Linked DNA regions of Homo sapiens: region 1 is linked to region 2. A link is a loop called in an ENCODE intact Hi-C map of the cell type or tissue named here. Cell type or tissue: B cell. All regions are shown on one strand. Links, peaks and the distances in the headings refer to the core of each region. The heading gives the core; the rest is flanking DNA.

Region 1 (6,357 bases), core at 1,358-6,357, 850 kb before region 2:
TAATCCAAACTGTCTAGTGCTTAATGGGTATGTTTTCTCTCCCTGTCTGCTTCAACCCCCTGGACTTGCCCCTGAACCTCCTCCACCCCCCAAAAACTGTAAATACCTTGAGTTTGGGGGGACACCTTATAAATAAGTATTCCTGCATGAACTGTCCATTGCCACAGGCTCTTAGTAAAGACTTGTTGGATTGCATCGGATTGCTATCCACACTCAGCAGCCTGACCCTCAGCAAAGCTCAAGGATTCAAGGTGATGGGCAAAGCAGGCAGTTTTGAGTCCTACTGGGAAGCTGGAGTGGGCTGGGAATGCCGGAACCTCACTCGGCATGTTCCAAAGCAGAAGCTCTTGGTCTTGACTGAGTCTTAGAATTAGCTGGGGTGGGGTAGGGGAGGTTTAAACATCTCTGATGCCCAGGCCTCACTCCAGATCCATCACATCAGACTCTCTGGGGGCAGGACCCAGGCATAAGCATTTCACAGCTCCCTGGTTGCTTTCTATGTGGAATCAGGGTTGAGAAACTCTGTTCTAGTCCACAGTATCACCAGCAGACATGGGGAATTACAGCCATGTCATAAGTAACCCTTGGACTGCACTGCCTCTGATAAGATCCACAAGGTCATTGCCTTTCTACAAGTCATTGATGATGGGAATCCCTGATCATTTTCAAGATCTCAGTCATGAATATTGTGGATTGAAAAAGAAATATGTAGAAACAGGAACAAAATACTTTCATTATTTCTTATCCTTTGGCATACATTGAATTAGAAAACAAACCATCTAAATACTCTCACTTCAAGTTTAAATTTTTGTGAACTCTGGAAAAATAGTTTATTTATTAATTCATTTATACACTCACTCGTTCAGCTACGCTCTTCAGCAAATTGTATGTGGATTTTCCACTAGAACATAAGACAAGAGGGCATTGCCTGGTGTTCATTCACCATGTCTCCTTCACCCGTAACAATGCCGGGGACACCTCGAGTGCTTGTATTATTCTATGCAGGCTGCCATAACAAATACTACACACTGGGCAGCTGAAACCCAGAAATCTATTTTCTCACAGCTCTGGAGGCTGGAAGTCGAGATCAAAGCATGGGCAGGGTCGGTTTCTCCCAAGGCCTCTCTCATGACTTGTAGATGTGATCTTTCATCGTGTCCTCACAGGGTCATTCCTCTGTGTGTCTCTGCGTATCCAAATGTCCTCTTCTTCTAAGGACACCAGTCACATCGGATTAGGGTTCATCCTAAAATAACCATTTTAACTTAGCCACCTTTTAAAATGTCCTGTCTGAAAATACAGTCACATTCTGAGGTTGTGGGGATCAGGGCTTCAGCGTATGAATTTATGGGGGAGGGCAAAATTGTGTTTATAACACTGCTCGATGCATACAAACTAAAATGAATAGATGAAAATATTTGTAACAATGGAATTGGAGAAAAATGTGAAAATTCATTTGGGGTGCTTGTTAGATCTCCAAAAGAGTAGGTTTGGGGTAGAAATGCTGGAAATTCAGTGGTGGTCTGGGGTGAGCTGCCTTGATACTTGATCTGTCTTCCTTGGAAGGCATGCATCAGCCCATACCTTAGAATTTGACAGGAGACAATATCAAGGAAAACTTTCTCATCTCACAAAGATGGGAAAGAGGAAAAGTGATCTGCCATCTCCCTGTGTGTAGAGGAGGGCAGTGGTGCACGGAATAGGAGAGCCAGCGGATGCAGCCACTTGCCCTGCAAAGTTTGCATGGGCAACTGGCGTGGGCAGCGATGCTGCTGTGACAGAGGCCGAGGTGCCACCGGTGGTTCTGAGACGTGTGGAGAACATTTCACTCTTGGGAGCTGCTTCTTAGTCACCGCAAAACATCCATCAGAAACGAATCTGCCCATGTCCTGCCCGTGTGCTTCTGCAACATGTTGTAACCTGACACCGTTTTTGCATAAAGTTTGTAATTGGACCATTGCACCAAAGAAACCTGAAAAGCCTGCCGTGAATCATCAGGCACGGGAAGAAAGAGAGTGATGTCACGGAAATCTCATTAAAGTGTCCCCGTGCACATTGGAGATTCTTCGTTTTGTGCCACAGTCAGGAGAGGGGAGAAAACCTTTCCTAGGTGATGCTCCCTTGAAGGCTAAGTCTGAGTGTTTTAGGTATTTCCTTTTAAAGAAATCATGCACTATGACAAATGAAAGTGTGTAAGATTGCATTGTTACTTTCCTGTGCATGGCTGGACACACACTGGCGTCAGTCCTTGCCTGGGAAACAGTGGCATTCTGTACTTTATTGGAGTGCATTCTTGGGAAGCATTTGTTTGAGATCCTCTAGGGTCATCTAAGGGGCTCCCATGGCAAAGTGGCTGAAGATAAAAGTCAAGGTGAATCTAGCAGCTCAAAGTTTTCATGGGTCATTTATGATGGGTGTTAGGTCATCATCCTTGCCTATAAGATTGGAAATTAGGAGGCAGACTGACGTTTAAGCAAACAATTAGTAGTGTAAGTAAAGTTAATATGAAGAATAAGTCAGCTGGGCATGGTGGCTCACACCTATAATCCCAGCACTTTGGGAGGCCAAGGCAGGAGGATCAATGGAGCACAGGAGTTCCAGACCAGCCCAGGCATCATAGTGAGACCTAGGTTAAGACCTTGTCTCTATTAAATTTGAAAAGATTAGGCAGGGGTGGTGGTGCCTGCCTGTGGTCCCAGCTACTCAGGAGGCTGAGGTGGAGGGTTGCTCGAGCCCAGAAGGTCGAGGAGCAGTGAGCCATGATCATGTCACTGTGCTCCAGCCTGGGTGACAGAGCAAGACCCTCTCTCAAAAAAAAAGCCAATTTGAATGTTCTGTGTATGTATGTCTACATGCCCATGTGGTATGTGTACACATGTGTATGTGGATGCCTGTATGGTACATGTACCTGTGCCTGTGTTTGCATATGTGCACATGCATGTGCACGTGTAAATCTTTATGTGTATGTAGGTTTGTGTGCAAGAAAGTACATGTCTATATGTGTGTTAACATGTGCATGTATGTGTGCACATGCCTATGTGTACACACGTACAATGTGTGCATGCATGTACGCACCTATATAAGCATGTGTGTGCCTGTCTGTATGTGTACATCTCTGTGTACACATACATGTGTGTATAGGCATGTATGCATGTGTGTGGCTGCCTGTACGTGTACGTCTGCATGTGTCCACATATGTGTGTATAGGCATGTATACATGTGCATGTGGTTTGGAACAGGGAGCTACAGCATGACAGGCATGGCATTGTTCAGAGAAGAGAAGTGAGAGAAAGCTCCTGAACTCCTCCTCAGGAAGGCATCAGGAAGCGCGGCCTCTGCCTATCGGGATCTCACCACAGGGCTCTCCTCCCGACCCACTCCGCTGTGAGTAGAAGGGGGACATTGTCCCCACCAAGCCCCTGCATCCAGTTCTTTCCCAGCTGCTTGCCTTTTTCTCTGCAGGCTCCTGTAGGATGTACAGAGCCTCTTCAAGGGTAGTCCCTGTGACTTCCACCATGGGGTTGAGAGTGCAGACTGAGTTTTATGGAAATATCTCACGTGGTTCCACTTTCTCTGTTGGGGCCACTGAGCAATGCATTCCTTCTGGGCCCGTGTGGCCTTATTTTTCTGTTTTTTTCTTCACGCCCTATTGTTGAAGGTTCTATGGTTTCATATGCTTTATCCCGATAGCATGTTGCCCCCTCATAGCAGCTGGTTATTTGGCCCTGATGAGGTGGAGCTGGGGTTCCCGTTCCGGCTCCAGCCCTGGGCTGTTTGAAATTCACCCCGCCCTGGCTCTTGATTTCCTCTCCCTCTGGTTTCTAGTAAGGGGAGCGCCAGTCCAGTCTGAGCTCCACTGTCACTGCCGTCACCTTCTGATGGAAACCTGCTAGTTGTAAAGTCACCTCCCTCCATGCTCCATGGGAATGCTTGACGACTCCAGATATCCTATAATTAACTGCAGGGCTTGACGGGGGACAGAGAAACTCCACCGCATGTTTATTTTTACAAAGAGGCAGCCGCACAGAGGTTGCTGAGCACACATTTATGCTGAAACACTCGCCTAGGCAGCCCTCTTCATGGCCTGTAGGATGACAGTGAGGGCACTGTTGTGTTCAGCAATTGCCACAGGAAATGACTTTATGCAAATAATCCCAGGGGAGATGCTGTAGGCTCTGAGAAAGCCGTAATTACAGCTTCCACCCGGGCATTTTCAGTGATCAAGTCTCTGGAATGTAATCTTTCCAGGCCTTCTGGAACTGGGAGTGATAAACAATCATTTGGGATAATTGCCCGAGAGCAGCCTCCACTCTCCCAGAGGCCGTGGGGCAGAAATTCCAAGTCCCTGCCTCTGAGAAGGGGGTCCTTTGGCCACCTCCCTCCGCGGTCCTGGCCAACATGTCTGCATCTCTGAAATGGAGCTTTCCTCTCTCCTGGGCTGTTCGGAAACCGCCTTCTGGGATAGACATCTCCAAGGAAGAGCTGTGTCTACTTTGTTTCTTCCCCGCCTCTCACACCCGGTTCAATGTGATACCACAAATATGGCGAGCTGTTTGAAATAATTTGCAGAACCCAACACTGAAGACAAGCTCCAACCTTCCAGGGTATATTTTGAGTATTTTAGCACGAGTGTCAAGATTTTATGCGTTACAGTATGCTCATGATATCTTCCCTGCGGTTTATTTTGGGCGAGATAAAATCTGTAGCAATTAGTTTCTCACAAGTCTATTTTATGCAGAAGAATCTGTTATTTCCTAGGCGTGTGATTTCTTTGGTTTTACCTTTACCATGAGTGTCTTCCTTCCCAGATCTCTGCTCCCCCTTGGGGTTGGCAGTTGTCCTTCGCTTCTGCCTTCTGGGCTGTGCTCCGTCCCTTAAATGCTGTTTGGGAAGACGTCAAGTGCAAATGAGGAAGCTGCTGTAGGTTAGTGAGCCATACCCAGGACCGAAATAGAAAAGTGCTGGTACCAACAGGAAATGAGAGAGTGTGTGTGCAAAGATGAGGCTATGGTTGGGATTTTGTATTTTAATCTTGTCTGAAACGTGTGTATTTCTGTCATGGGAACCAGCAAAGGACGTAGAAACAGGTAGCGTAAGACCCCTTAAGATAAAGGGAAGGAGTCCATTGTTTGCATAGAGCAGGTGTCTATGGGCGGTCCACTTTCTCTCTTTGCGTTTCTTCGAATTCTTCATTTGTACTCCATTCAACCACTTGTAAACCCTTGGTCAAACTGTTAATTGAGACGTAAATTCCATTGTAGGTATCCCTGCGATCGAAGGAAATAAAAATTCTGTCTCTCTGGAATTAGGAAGAGCATGCAGAACGTTGAAAGGGTTTAAGATGGACTAAGGTGTGTGTGAAAATGCCTCTTTTCAAAAAACCAGAAAAGAGAGCCTGCACTAATTACATGATTGTGCTTTCTTTTTAAAAAAGTTTCCAATTTTACTTAAATGGGAGAGAAACCACAGCGGATGAGGCACTCCAGGCCTTTTTCTTTTTTTCAGCAGTGGAGCAGCAGAAATCATGGATCACAAGTGTCTCTGTAATCAGGCTGCACCGAGACATTTCTCGGCATTTCTGATGTTTCAACCCTACCCCACCTGCCAGGAGGAGGCTCCAGCCCGCCAGGAGGGCAGGAGGCCATTGCTGCTGCCACTCCAGAACCTCATAAGGGTTTATTGTCTGCCCACAGTGTATTTGTCAAGGTGGGCACCTTGCGTCGTGGGGCACTCTGTTTTTTTTTCTCTCTCTTTCTTTATATATATGCATACACAGACACACACACACAAACACACACACACACACGGTCATTGCAGTTTACAAAGAAAAGAAAAGAAAAAAAAGAAGAAAAGAAAAGAAAAAAGGCAAACCAATTCCCCTCTGTCTGGGACCCAGATCAGAGCCAGCCTGCCATGACCAGTCTGGAAGAAGGTGGCAGAGAGGTGGGGCAGCTTCCCGAGGCCTGGGAGGTGCGTCTCCATGGCAACTGCGGGGCTTTCCCAGATGATGTCACACATCACACAGGATTCCTGAGATCCACCTGGAGATTGGCTGGTGAAGGATCACTGCCTTTTATCTTGTTCCAACTCTTTATTTGCGCTATAGACAGGCACTGTTTCTTACTTTAGCTCCGAGAGCAGTTTCTTCTTGATACCTAAACTGCTGGGCTGACCCCTTGTATCCTAGATTCTTTACAAGGGGGAAAAATATGTTTTTTAAACAAACGTGTTACCAGGGTGAAGTCTGAGGAGCTGGAAGGGAGGGAGACAGGGGCTTTGCTGTCCTGAAGTGATGCCTTTGCTGTGGCGTGACAGCTCAGACTGGAGCCGGGCCCCAGGGAAGGGACTAAGTAGGTG
Region 2 (7,928 bases), core at 1,199-6,198:
TCCTTGTTCCACAGGAGTCCTGCCCTATACCTGGAAGGAAGGAATGAATGCATGCAGAGAATCCAAGAAGAACCTGAACAGGCAGGCCTTGCTGGGATTTCCCCTCACTCTATCACTATTAGATCACAGCCTTTTGTCTAATCACATTTCTACACAACTGTCCGTTCTTTATAGAATGTAGGCATAAAAATAATTTTCCTTGAGATTTTGGCTCTTCATTTCTGCATTACTCTGTGTCATGTAAAGTTTGATTAATAATTTTGTTATACTTTTCTCCTGTTTACCTGTCTTTTGTTACAGGAGTGTTCACTGTCATCCTCCTAATAGGTAGGGGATGGTATCACACCTTTCCGCCTTAAAGCCTCAAGAGGTGAAAGAAGGCCTATTGTAGTCATATGGCACAGGGCAGAGAATCTCCAACTTTAATTGTCTGGGATCTTGTTTCAGGCAGATAATTAGCAGGAGAAAATAGAGTCTGACATTGAGCATTTTAATGAGTGCCTGGGCAATATCAAGGCTGGTTGTAATATCAAGGCTGGTTGTTCAGGGAGCACAATGACTCTCTAAGCCTGGATTCCTCACTTGCAAACGAGAGTGGTGCTGCTCACAACTCAGGTACTATTTGGAGAATCAACAAGATTTGACGTGACATGATAAACCCAGAGAATGAAAGCCAGGAAGCATTTAATACATGCTACAATTTTTCCTTTGCTTTTAAAAAGTTGATTTGTTATCAAGAGAAGATGACAGAAATAATACCATTTCGTAACTTTCCATTCTTCACTTTGATAGTTTATCATATATGTGTTTATTTTTCTCATAATAATATACAGGAAACACATTATATTTTCCTAGCGCTAGTCAAATTCTATTTAAGTTTGTTAACACACTAAATCATTGTCAGATAGGGGTCATCATTAGGTTTCATTGGTGTTGGTCAAAGTGGACACTATTTCCAAGACAGCACTTTCCGCCAGAGATTGTGGCATTTTGCCCAATATCTGTTAGGCCGCTTGATGGCTTTTCACATGCCTAGTGAAAAAATTTTTTTTTCCTTTTGATTCTGTTTTTCTCATAATAAAAACTCCCTTTAAAATTGAAGGCAAATTTTATTTTATTGTGGAAATAATCCAGCTTGAGAATGAATCAATGCCACACTTTTTCCATGGAATGAAAGTATAACCTCGTTAGGCTTTTGTGTGTTTTCACAGATGTTGTTCTCCTTTTTTGTAGAAGTGAGCTATCAAAACCTTATTCTGCAGCCATATATACAGGTACAGGTTGAAGCTAGAACTCAGGATAATAGTATACTGAAATTTTTAGCAGCCTAAATTTGTATTTTAAGTAATTATGTCCACCCGTAAGGCAAATATTTAGAACATGTCTGTGTTGACTGGCCCTGTCGACCTCCTGATGGGACTTTTAAGACAAAATGAACACATTGTTTCTGCTCCCTGTGCCCTGAGGGTGGGAACCAGGCTGTGATGTCTTTAAATAGTCACAGGTTGTATCTCTAACCTTTGTGCCATTTCCTAATGATTCATACCCCCAACTGCAGCTTTTGAATAGCTGACAAGCTCAACTCTTAGTGATATAACTTTTAATAACATATATTCTTATTACCTAGGATTTTTTTTTTTTTTGCCATAAAAATACATGGCAGTAAGTTTTTATCCCCCTCCCTAATATGTGAATAAAAATAAAGAATTTTTTAATTAAAAAAACAGGGGTGTGTAGTCCTGAATGGCGTAGTTCTGAGGCTCTCTTTGTTACAACTGTGTGTTAAAGGAAGTCTACCAGGAGCTTGAATGTATATGTTTTAATACTGCTTTGTCCCAAACCATTTTTGTACCTTTTGTATCATGAATTATTTTACATGGCACAAAATAGAAGAAAACGATTAAAACATTGGAGAGAATAATGTCCGTCGTGGTGTAGTGGGAAGCAACAACATTGAGAGCAGAACTAGGGTGACCAACTAGACTGCTCCCATTTGTCCAGGATGGAAGAATTTCCCTAACCGTGGACGTACAGGAGGAACTCCAGGATAGCTGGTCGCTTCGGCTGCCAGCCTCACTGGCGTCAAATAAAGGCTCTGCATTTTACCAGCATGGAAACTTCTGGCAAAGCCACTTCTCAGAGCTTTGGTTGTCTTCTTTATTAGCATAAATACTCTTTATGATTTTGTTAAATTAAGCATGGAATAAAGTGTTCTGCTTACATATTTTAAGTTTGCCTGAAAGGTTTCTCCATACATAGTGGGCTGTAACCTAACTGGATATGTGAACCAACTGTCACCTCCTCTTGTAGCAATCAGTTTCTGCCAGTCAGAGGTGGCCAACTGTCCAGACCAGGCTCAAATAAAGAAAACGCAGAACTGTAACCGATTGGGTGTTTTTACATGTCACTTCCGTCTTCTGTACCTTACTTCCATCTTCTTTAACTCATTTCTATTTTCAGTACTTCACTTCTGTCTTCTGTACCTCATGACCATCTTCTGAACCTTGTTCCCTCTTCTCTATCACACTTCCGTTTTCTATCACTTCTATCTTCTCTAACTCATTTCCACCTTCTGTACTTCACCTCTGTCTTCTGTACCTCGTCATCTTCTAGGCCTTCTTCAGTCTTCTGTGCCTCATTTCCATTTTCCTTACCTTATTTTCATCTTTGTACCTCACTTCTGTTTTTCATAAATGACTTCCGTTACCTGTTACTTCCGTTTTCTCCACATCACATTCGTTTTCTGTACCTCACTTCTGTTTTCCTTAACTGATTTCCATCTTCTGTACCTCACTGTTTTTCATAACTCACTTCCGTTTCCTGAGACTTACTTCCGTTTCCTCCACCTCACTTCCATTTTCTGTAACATCGATTTTCACAACCTCACTTCCGTTTGTTATACCTTATTTGCATCTTCTGTATCTTACTTTTTCACTACCTCACTTCTGTTTTGAGTAACTCACTTTCATTTCTTATGATGTACTTTGGTTTTCTCTACCTCACTTCTATTTACTACACCTCACTTCCGTTTTCATTACCTCATTTCCATCTTCTGTACCTCACTTGTTTTTCATAACTCACTTCCATTTTCTGTGACTCACTTCCATTTTCTCTACCTCACTTCCGTTTTGTCTACCTCACTTCCGTTTTTTCAACCTGACTTCTGTTTTCTATACCTTACTTCCATTTTCAGTGACTCACTTCTGTTTTTTATACCTTATTTCCATCTTCTGTATCTTACTTTTCACTACCTCACTTCTGTTTTTCCTATCTCACTTCCATTTCCTGTGACTTATTTCTGTTTTCTCTACCTCACTTCCTGTTATTAGACCTCACTTCTGTTTTTTTACCTCATTTTCATCTTCTGTACATCACTTGTTTTTCATGACTCTCTTCGGTTTCCTGTGACTTCTGTTTTCTGTACCTCACTTCTGTTTCCCTAACATCATTAGCATCTTCTGTACCTCACTTCTATTTTTCATAACTGACTTCCGTTTTCTGTGACTTACTTCCGTTTTCTCTACCTCACTTCCGTTTGCTGTACCTCACTTCTGTTTTCTGTAACTTCCGTTTTCACTACCTCAATTCCGTTTTTTATACCTTATTTTTGTCTTCTGTATCTTATTTTTTCACTACCTCACTTCCGGTTTTCATGACTCACTTCCGTTTGTTTACTTCACTTCCGTTTTCCGTACCTCTCTTCTGTTTTCCTAACATCATTTGCATCTTCTGTACCTCACTTCTGTTTTTCATAACTCACTTCCGTTTTCTGTGACTTACTTCCGTTTTTTCTACCTCACTTCCGTTTTTCTACCTCACTTCTGTTTTATGTACCTTACTTCCGTTTTCACTACTTTACTTCCGTTTTTATACCTTATTTCCGTCTTCTGTATATTACTTTTTCTCTACTTCACTTCCGTTTTTCATAACTCACTTCCATGTCCTGTAACTTACTTCCGTTTTCTGTACCTCACTTTCGTTTTCTGTACCTCATTTCCGTTTTCTGTACCTTACGTTTTCACTACCTCACTTCTGTTTTTCATGACTCACTTCCGTTTCCTGTACATCTCTTCTATTTTCTCTACCTCATTTCCGTTTTCTCTAGCTCACCTCTGTTTTCTATATTTTCCTTCAGTTTTTACTACCTCACCTCTGTTTTTTATACCTTACTTCAGTCTTCTGTACCCTACTTACATTTTCACTACCTCACTTCTGTTTTTTCATAAATCACTTACTTTTCCTGTGATTTACTTTGATTTTCTCTACCTCACTTCTGTTTTCTGTACCTCACTTTTGTTTTCTGTACCTCATTTCCGTTTTCTGTACCTCATTTCCGTTTTCTGTACCTCATGTTTTCACTACCTCACTTCTGTTTTTCTTAACTTACTTCCGTTTTCTGTACCTCACTTCCATTTTCTGAACTTCACTTCCATTTCCCTTACATCATTTTTATCCTCTGTACCTCACTTCTGTTTTCCATAACTCACTTCCGTTTCCTGTGACTTACTTCCGTTTTCTATACCTCACTTCCGTTTTCTGTATCTCACTTCCGCAATGGTCCCCACCTTGCCTGGAGACCAAGCTTTCTTTGCAGGCCTCATCAAGTGTGCTTGTGGCTTCATCAATAGTAAGTGCTATTCTCATGGTTATCTTCAGACAGAGATAAAACCATCAGTCTTGTTCTCAACTCTGCAACTTCTCTCCAGCAATCAGGTGCCTCTGGGGGACAGGTTGAAAGTCACACCAAGTCTGCTGGTTCTACACTAGCAGAGATGAAGTTTGGGTTGACAGATTCCCAGTGAGAATGCCAGCATCTGCTCTTCAACATCCCATGGCTGACCAGCTCCTTTACCTGCTATATTTTGTTAGTGTGCTTTTACTTTCATCTTTTCATAATAACTTGTAGTGTACAGATTATGGGACACTCTGCGGTGATTTATTTTTAGATCTTAAGAAACTAGACTTAGATTTCTTCAACTATTAAAAATCACAGAAACCAAGGCTATGCTTTCCATCACATTGCTGTAAGCCAGGCAAGCTCGGGAGTTAGGGCCTGATGTTCTTTCAAAACCTTGACTGTCCACAGGCATTTGCTTTCTTTTCAGTGAATCTCTCATCTGAGCTCCTGCTCATGGTAGTCGCAACTTCCATTTATTTTGTGGTCAGAATAGGAACCACTGAAGACAGCCTGTGGTCATTGTCTGCTGAGCAGTGCAGAACAATCTATTAAGCAGAATTCTGTTATTTTAAGGAGTTGAAGGCCCATAATTCTCCTGGCATGTTTTCACACAGTTAATGTTTCCAGGTATCTCGGCGTTGTTGAGTGTAAGCTGCTGTGATAGCTTATGCCAAACTATACTTGCCGTTTCCTTCAGTGGCCAATTTTTAATCCACTCTCTTATGCTGATATAGATGTTCTCTTTGTTTTCCTTTCTGACACAAGCAGGAAGTTTCCAGAGCCCCAAAATAAGAGAGCAAATGACTTACACTGCTTATTTCAGTTTAGTTAATTTATGAATATTTTCATAAAGTTTGATTTTCTGTGAACCACTTAAATTTAGTGAGAATATTTCCTTCTGTTCCAAAGTAAATAAATGAAGAAAGCTGGAGAAACTCATACCGTCTTTCAAGTAAGGAGAAGAAAACCGACCCATCGATTTCTCGTAATTCTATTCATGCTATGTCTTTGATGGGCTTTTAAGGAGCTGTTGTAACCCTGGGTTTTGAGGGCAGTGCATTCCTTTTAAAAAATATGATTCAACCATTAGAAATAGGTTGGAACTTCAAATACCTACCAGCTTCCTCCCATCGATTTTGCATTTTCTCCTAGGTTTATACAACATTAATTAGCCTAGCTTTGCTTTTTAGAGTAATATATTGTGGGTGGCACAACACTGCTGCCAAGCAGATTTGATGACAAAGAGGAGAGTGGTTTATGTTGGATTTGTATTTTAAGGGAAAAAAATACTTGCTATTCTTTGTCTCTCCCTTCTCAATATAATCAAAATTTAAAAATGAATAAAGCCAAGACAAAACAAACAAGGTAGCAAAACACCCCATACTATTATTCAAAGGATCTTAAAAATGTGAAACAATGACCCACTCTATGCCATTTACTTGACTATTTTAAACAGAAAACAAAATGTAGAAATGTAGAAATGAACAAAAATGGAACCTGAGGAACAATGACAGTGTTTTAAATTATTTCCATGAAAGTCCATGCTTTTATTTTTAGGCAATCCTCTTATGTACGCAATCACTGATTATTAATGATTTCCATAAGCACAATTCTTCCAAAAATCTTATCATAAAATATTTCTAACATAAAAGCTGAAAAAATTGCAGAGTGAACACTTGTGTACACTCCACCAGGATTTTATAATTAACATTTATTATCTGTTTTGTTTCATATTTATCTTATTTTCATTCCTCTGTCTAGAAATCAATCTATTATAAATACAATTTTAATCAGTTGATTTATCTTACTTTCCATCAGCAGAAATTTGGAAGCAATTAATTTGGAGGAGGAAAGAGTCTAAGTAAGATGCCTAACAGATCTTGGTGCGTTGACAACCTTGAAACTTGATGTTAATGGACAGGTACAAAGATGAAGATGAGCTGAACAGTCTTAGTGGTTGAAGCTGCTGCATGTAAGATAAGCATGTTAAATCCATGCCATGTATACTGCAAATCCCAATCCTGTGCACAAAGCAGGCATTGCTAAGAAGACCCTGCTGTATTTAAAAAGCCTAGATGCACTGATAGAACCCTCAACACAGGACTCCAGCCATGGACTACCATTGGTTCAGAGCTGCCAGTCCAGTAGTAGCTTATGCATCACCTACGGTAGAGTGGAAACTCTCCTGCACACGCCAGTCACTCCAAGGGCACTTTAATTAAAACCACACAAAATTTTTGTAGATAACAATAAACTTGATTATGGATAAATCATGAAATCAATAAATATAGAGTTCCTGGTACTCACCACCACCACCCCTTCTCTAATTTTTTTTCAAATTCAGGTAATCTCTATACCTTTTGCTTAAAAAAGAAAAGACAAGAAAATAAAATTTTACCTTACAATTCTAACCATCCTGAAAAGTTTTTGTGGCCTGGGTTAGACATGGGAAGGGGTTAGGAAGTTCTCAGTAAGAACAAAAGAAGCAATTATGCAGGTCAATATACAATGCATTGATGACCTAGGTGTGTGGTGGATGTAGGAGATGGAATTCAGCCAGGTGCATATTTTCCTGTAAGAGCCTCGAATGAGTGTGGGATGAATAAGAGGATGAAGGAATGGTATATGTACACACACAGCAATTTCTCAATAATGGATTTTGCAGACATAAATGTCATCTAGCTTTTATCGTTTGGTATAAAATCTCAAAGGCCTTAGCAAAACAATAAACTTCAATTAGCTTGATTGTGAATTTTTATGATTTCTTAATCTATTAACTTCTCATTGCTAATGTTACGGCAGTAATTTTGGAATAACCTGAGCAATAAATGCCATGATTAAGGGAGAAGGCAGGGAGGGGGGGTTAATATATTTTTAAATGGCTACTAGGAAAATAAAAGTTAACTTTTAAAAAAAGTTCTAACATATTAGTGGTGAACTTCATTTATCTAGAAGATTCCTGGAAATGAACTAGCTCATTCTCCAATAAATCATATGTGAGGCATTACCTACTATATATGCAGAGCAATATATTTTGTGACCTGCTGACTTTTTGAGTGAAGTAAAAATATTGCTTTTAATTCATCCTAATTGTAATGAGCTAAATCAATTTGCCTTTTGAGTCCTGCTGACAGCATAGAAATGTGGTGGTGACGGGGAAGAAACAGGAACCAGGGCAGCCAGGCCTGGTGGGTGTCTGGATTCTGCATATGGAACTTGCCTCCTTGCACTGTTTGTGTAGCTGGGCCAC

What was found. Hi-C counts contacts between places; a loop is a spot of excess contacts. Peaks named below come from ENCODE experiments on the same cell type or tissue, not always from the same donor. Only the 100,000 strongest peaks of a DNase experiment are listed, where the experiment ranks them.
Region 1: it touches region 2 in a loop (5-fold over the local background); 1 of 110 quality-filtered maps calls a loop at or near these places.

What each region holds. Positions count from the first base shown.
Region 1 is chr10:3,480,560-3,486,916 of GRCh38, forward strand. All of the region lies in intron 3 of LINC02669 (long intergenic non-protein coding RNA 2669), which reads right to left. The region is part of intron 1 of LOC105376360 (a long non-coding RNA gene); the gene reads left to right. All of the region lies in intron 1 of LOC124902538 (a long non-coding RNA gene), which reads left to right. It overlaps LOC107984192 (a long non-coding RNA gene), which reads left to right and starts at 2,988. Exons shown (of 2, transcript XR_001747329.1): 1 at 2,988-4,924; 2 at 5,262-6,357. RefSeq lists an enhancer at 5,450-6,357. In B cell, for the core only: a CTCF peak has its summit at 4,055; DNase peaks (open chromatin) are centred at 4,122, 4,942 and 5,992; H3K4me3 peaks cover 2,862 bases; H3K27ac peaks cover 2,504 bases.
Region 2 is chr10:4,329,868-4,337,795 of GRCh38, forward strand. It overlaps LOC105376370 (a long non-coding RNA gene), which reads left to right and starts at 4,591. Exons shown (of 3, transcript XR_930589.3): 1 at 4,591-4,627; 2 at 4,707-4,864; 3 at 6,497-6,948. In B cell, for the core only: CTCF peaks have their summits at 3,140, 3,346 and 3,603; DNase peaks (open chromatin) are centred at 3,144, 3,384 and 4,374; H3K27ac peaks cover 2,902 bases.